2 separate regions of the Mus musculus genome follow, and region 2 is linked to region 1. A link is a contact called in ENCODE Hi-C or POLR2A ChIA-PET data. All regions are on one chromosome and are shown on one strand. Each heading gives the region's core, a stretch centred on a gene start or an enhancer-like site at or near the end of the contact. The rest is flanking DNA. Distances are from core to core; before and after follow the strand shown.

Evidence for each region. A loop is a pair of places that touch in the nucleus more often than their neighbours do. ChIA-PET counts read pairs that join two places held with the same protein, here RNA polymerase II (POLR2A).
Region 2: POLR2A ChIA-PET joins it to region 1 with 23 read pairs in embryonic stem cell. The contact joins the promoter of Qsox2 here to the enhancer-like site in region 1. A Hi-C loop is called at or near these places in 1 of 37 maps with a recorded cell type or tissue (T-helper 1 cell). POLR2A ChIA-PET finds 5 or more read pairs at or near these places in 4 of 5 experiments (Patski and embryonic stem cell).

The regions. Positions count from the first base shown.
Region 1 is chr2:26,131,533-26,134,378 of GRCm38, reverse strand. No RefSeq gene overlaps it. Among named protein-coding and RNA genes, the nearest start is that of Tmem250-ps, 7.6 kb to the left of the region's middle. RefSeq lists an enhancer at 656-2,096. Within about 2 kb of position 1,383, at least 2 of the 3 ENCODE cell types and tissues checked have a DNase peak (open chromatin) inside an H3K27ac peak, as active enhancers do.
Region 2 is chr2:26,235,982-26,238,838 of GRCm38, reverse strand. Qsox2 (quiescin Q6 sulfhydryl oxidase 2) reads left to right here and starts at 1,440. Exons shown (of 12, transcript NM_001302956.1): 1 at 1,440-1,796. The coding sequence starts at 1,487.

The DNA.
Region 1 (2,846 bases), core at 134-2,633:
CAGACACAAGTCCTCAATGGCTGGTTATGAAACCGGTCAACAGTCATAAAGCCACTCATTTGGTCAGCTGCTGTACCCCAGGCCCTTGAAGCCCATGAGGTAGAAAAAGGGACAGGGACAGCTTTTAGGCTAGCCTTGTGAACTGACTTTGTGAAAAAGGGTAGGCAAGGGGCTGCCTACTACCCAGTGGATGGGAGGGAGGAGGGAGGGACAGGAATCCAGCTGCTAGGACTTTTCTGAGGTTTGCAGAGCTGCCCAGCTAGAGCTGGCTCAGGGGACCCAGTAAGAGCACAGGGGGGAGGGGGGGGCTAGATGTTAATTTGAGAGACAGGAGCTGGGTTCTGGGTCTTCCTGGGGGAGGGGTCTACACTTCACCACCACCACCACCACAAGAAAGGGGCATCTAAGGAGTGGGGACTGTGCCATGAAGACCTGGGACTAGTCCTTAGGCAAAATGGCTGGGAGCTAGGGCCAAGAAGGAAGGAGTGGAGGTGAGGGGACTGGAGAAGGCAAGTTCAGCCAGGTATGGGAAGCACAGATGGAGAGATGCCCTGTGAGGTGTAGGGATAGGGACACTGTTATCTACAACCCTGGGGAGAATATATATATATAATTTATTATTTTTTTTTTTTTTGGTGATAAGAAGGGTGCCGGTGCAGTGGTTAGTGGCTAGGGTTTTCTAGAGATGAGAAGGGAGGTGCTGCAGGGCCCCAGGCTTGGGTTGAAGTAGTGGCTCTGAACACCCGTTTGTTGCCCCTGTACCAAGTAGCAGCTTCTGCAGTCCCTGATGGAGACCCAAACAAACACAGAACCTGTGACCTTCCCAGTGTAGTGTGAGGAAGAGAGCCAGATGGTCCCTACTCCCAAAGATGGTAGGGGCAACCCCAGAGCACAGACCTGCGCCGCCACAGACTCAGCTGCGGTTATTGATGTCCCCTGACCTTGGGAAGGCTCAGTCCTTGCCAGCGTGTGAGGGGGAAGGGAGGGAGCCGGCGGCGCCTGCACATGCTGATTCAGCGTTTTCTGGGGACAAAAAAACGTGCTAGATCCACAGCAGGAGGGTGCCTTTCTCTTCTCGGTTTTTGGACTGGTTTAGAAAGAACGGTCCCCTTCTGCCCGGCCCTCCTAGGAAACCTTCCTTCCTCTAGAGACACTAGCTCCCAGGAAGCCGCAGTCCCAGGCTGAAGCAAGCAGGGGAGATTTTCCGGAAATCCCGGCATTCTGACTTGCCTCCTCAACAATTTCCAAAAGAGGGAGCTGCCCCCCAGCAGCAGCCTTGCCGAGAGCGAGCTGATTCAGCGATCTGGGGCCCAGCGCCCCTCCCCCACCTCACCAGGCTGCTTGCCCAGGCCTGTTGGGCAGCTGTGTCACATGGGGCCTCAGGCAGAGTTGTGTGGCCCTCACTGAGCCTGGGGGTGGGGTGGCAGACTGAAGGGCACAGGCTGCCAGGTGACCCTTCCCAGCCAGGCCAGCTACCCCACCCCTATCCCCACCGCACCCCCTCACTGCTTTTCTAGTCTCGGGCAGATGAGCAGCCATAGGAGTGTGCCATAGACCCAGGGGGAGGCACAGGGTGCAGCGCCGCTGAGCTGTGCTTTGAGGACTCTGGTACTGTCAGCCCTAGGAAATTTCATCCCAAAGAAACAGCAGCTACTCCCCCAGATACGACCAGTCTCCCAGAAGCCGAAGTCTGGGACAGAGTTCTCATCTATCTCTGGTGGGGCCAATTGTGACAATCTCCCAGGACAGGGGTTATAGCTAAACTGCTGGCCCTGAGCCAGCCCAAGACCTCTAGAGCACCGGGCCTGGGGGGGGGGGGGGCTCCTCTATCAACAGGAACAGCAGGGAATGAAGCAGTTACCCTCTTCCCTGGAAGTCTAGCTTATTTCTGATGTTACTCCAGGCTGGTGTTGTCTCTAACTGTGGACCCTGGGCAGGACAGGGGAGCCTGTGGGAACCACTGACCAGGTCTAGGGACAAAGCTGTGTCACCTACTTGAGAACATGGGGCCTAAAAACAAACTTGCTGAGTCGGTGCACAGCCATTGGTATTTTGTTACAATGGGACCATGGGTGTAGGTAAGCGTTTTGAGCAGGGTGGGAGAGAGCCATGGCTTTGGGCTGGAGCTACAGAGGAAGCTAGAAAAAAAGGGTGGGGTGAGGCTGGCCAGAAGCTGAAGGAGAGAGCCGGATTGCTCAGGAGGGCAATGGCCAGTAAGGTAGGTGGGAACTTTGAGGGGTCATCAGTCATAGGGTGGGATGGGGGTGGGAGTGAGGGTAGGGTGGACATCTTGTCAAACTTGGAAGTCATAGGTAGATGCAGTAGTCATGAGCTGCAGGTTGACCTCCCTCCTAACTCATTAAATGAGGACAGGTATTCTTTTCTCATTCTTGGAATATTAATGACAGCCTGCTGGATGCTGCATGAATATTCATACAGAGATCAATCAAGTCCAGGCTTTTGGTAGTGGCACTTGTGGTGGCACCAAGAGATGGGACCTGCCAGGTAGCTGGTGCTATATGGAGGGACTGCCATCAGGAGTGTGGCTGGCTGTGCACCCTGCCACTACTAAGGCCCCTTGACCCTCTGGACAAGCCAATAGCATCCTGCCCCGTGGTCACCCTCAGCCTGGGTGACCCTCACTCGGGCTTTGGAGTGGGTGCTGTGGTGAGTGGTATACTCATACACTTGGGTTGGCAGCCAAGGATCACCCCAGGAAGAAAAGAGAGGCATCAGAGCTCCTGAGCAGGGTACAGCCTGATGTCCTGGGCAGCCTGAGCTAGTCTTTCAGACAGCCCCAGGGATTTCAGGCTGCCTGTTTGGACCTGGAACTTTATACCCACGGC
Region 2 (2,857 bases), core at 191-2,690, 100 kb before region 1:
AGAAGCCAGTCCTACTCTCATGACTGCCTCCCCCCACCCTACCCCCAGGCAGTTTCCCTACCAGTCTCTCTGGTCCCTTGTCCTGCTTATTCATCCTCTGGTGACCATTAAAAATCAAATAGCTTCTCTGTATTTGTCTCCCAACCATGTCTCCCTGTTGCAGGATATTTGATCACAATGTAAACCCCAAGACTGTGTTATTTACTGAGAATAAAACCGGTTTCTAGTTGTGGTGTGGCTCAGCCCTTAGCACACACCTTTAATCCATGAGCTTTCTGTTTATTGTAAACAGTATAGATTAGATATAGATATAGATATAGATATAGATATAGATATAGATATAGATAGGCTTTTCAAGACAGGGTTTCTCTGTATAGCCCTGGATGTCCTGGAACTCACTCTGTAGACCAGGCTGGCCTCGAACTCAGAAATCTGCCTGCCTCTGCCTCCCAAGTGGTGGGATTAAAGGTATGCGCCACCACGCCTGGTTTATTGTAAACAATATTAAATAGGTCAAGAGGAAGAACAAGAGACCAGTTGACAGGGAGTGAAGTAGGAAAAACCGTACAGTGAGAGATCAGGTAGACAAACAGGAAGTAGAAGAGATTACATATTCTCTCTAGTGTTTGGAGAAAGCAGAACATTAGCATAGGAAAGTAGACTGAGTGATTGGAGAAGCCAGACATGGTGGTGCACATGTGTAATCCCAGTCCAGGGAGGCAGGAGGACAGATTCAGGCACATAGTGAACTCCATGCCAGCCTTAGAACCCTGTCTAAAAAAGAAGAGTCAGGTCTACCTCTCCTTTCTACCATCTTAGCAGGAAGCCAGCCAACTTTACCAGGTGGTTCTACTGTATCATGTGGGTTATAAAAAGGTCAAGGGATCATCGTGGATGTTTGAAGTTGACAGGTAAAATCATAGGTTGCATGTAAAATCTAGGATTCATGCTACATAAGAAATACAGGCATATAGCAAATATTTTTTCGATCTGTTTTTGTCCTATTAAATCTGCATTTCAGACTGAAAATCTTGGCCTGGTGTTTACTCAACATTCAACATGGCACGGGCTATTTCCCCTTGCTAAATCTGGCTACTTAGGCCCAGGACTTTCACTAGGTGAAAATTGCTTGCGGGTTTTAAGATTTTTAAGAGTTTTTTTTAATTGGGATAGGGCCAATGACCAGAGGCAGGGGCGGGGCCAGGAGCACAGGGGCGGAGCAGACTTAAGGAATGAGGCGGGGCCTACATTCTGGGGCGGGAACAATGTTCGGGGGCGGAGCAAAAAAGCGAGCTGTGCGGGACCTGGAATGACCAGTGCTGGGGAGGGGGGTCAAATTACGAGGGCGGGGCGAGAACGAAGAGTAGTGCCTGGGAAGATTAGCGGATTCGGGGGCGGGGCTAGTGCCTAGGGCGGGACCGGCGCGCGCAAGCACGTGACGCCGGTTGCCAGGGTGAAAGGTCAACGCGCCGGCGGCACTCCCAACATGGCTGCCGCCCGGGCTGTGGCGCGGGATCCAGGAGCTTATGCGCGGCAGCCACCGTCTCTTCGAGCCGCGCGGCTGCCGCGGCTGCTCTTCCTGCTGGCGGTGGTGGCGGCAGTGGGGCCCCGGGAGGGCGGCGGGGCGCGGCTCTACCGCGAGGGCTCAGACGCCGTGTGGTTGCTGGACAGCGGCAGCGTGCGGTCGGCCACGGGCAACAGCTCAGCCGCGTGGCTGGTGCAGTTCCACTCGTCGTGGTGCGGCCACTGCATCGGCTACGCACCCACCTGGCGAGCGCTGGCGGCGGACGTGCGAGGTGAGGGCCCCGCGCGCCGGTGGACGTTCCTCCGACGCAACAGCTACGTGGGCGAAGCCCCACAGATGGGGCCGATGGCTTTCCTGAGGTCGCCAGCTCAGAACACCGACTTCAACATGTCCCCAACCACTTATCCTAGCCACTACCCGATCAGTTTGACTTTCCCCATACCCAGCAATTGCATTTCAGAGGCTACCCTCTCCACTCAGGAAGGTCCCCATTCCTGTCAAACCTCAGCCTCGTTTGCTAGGTAGCCGACCATATGGTGGGCATTGGGCTGAGAAACTTAGATACCCACTCTGGGGACTGCTCTGCAACAGCAGAAAGTTTACAAAGCGTCTTCTTGCTGGGCTTCTGGGTCACTAGCCATAGCTTTCAGGAAATCTTCCCATATATGTTTAGTTACTCACCTTTGTAGAACTCAGACCCCTTGGAGCAGCTCCTGTAAATGGAATTTAAGTGGCCTTCCCAGCACTGGCTTACATTTGGCTTCACTGGCTTACAACTGTTGAACTAACCTCTAATTACAGATCTCTCAGGGCAAGACAACAAATTGTTACTCTTTTTCCTGCACCTTTGGTTTTAGGTCTGATGTTGAACACTGCTGTGTTCTTCTTAAACAGATTTGCAAAGAAGCCCTTTTTCCAAGTACGCAATTGCAGATGACTATTTTAAAATGTTTACCCTCTCTTTCCTCATTGTTGGGGCACTTTGACTTATATTTTTTTATTTTTTTGAGACAGTTTCATGACGTTGTCCAGGCTGGCCTTGAATCCATTGACCTCTGCTTTGGTCCTTATGTAGAATCTAATGACATTGTTCTCTTGGGTCGTAAGTTTTCTTTTTCTTTCTTCTTAATACTTAATTTGTTTTGAATTACATGGGCGTGGGTGTGTGCAGGTGAGTGCAGTTTCCCTTGGAAGGCAGAGGTTTTGGATTCCCTGCAGCTGGAATCAGAGGTGGAGGGAGCTGGGAATGACACTCCAGACTGAAAGAGCAGTGTGTGGGGTTTTCTTTGTTTGCCTCTTTATTTATAGTTTTTCAAGCCAGGGATTCTCTGT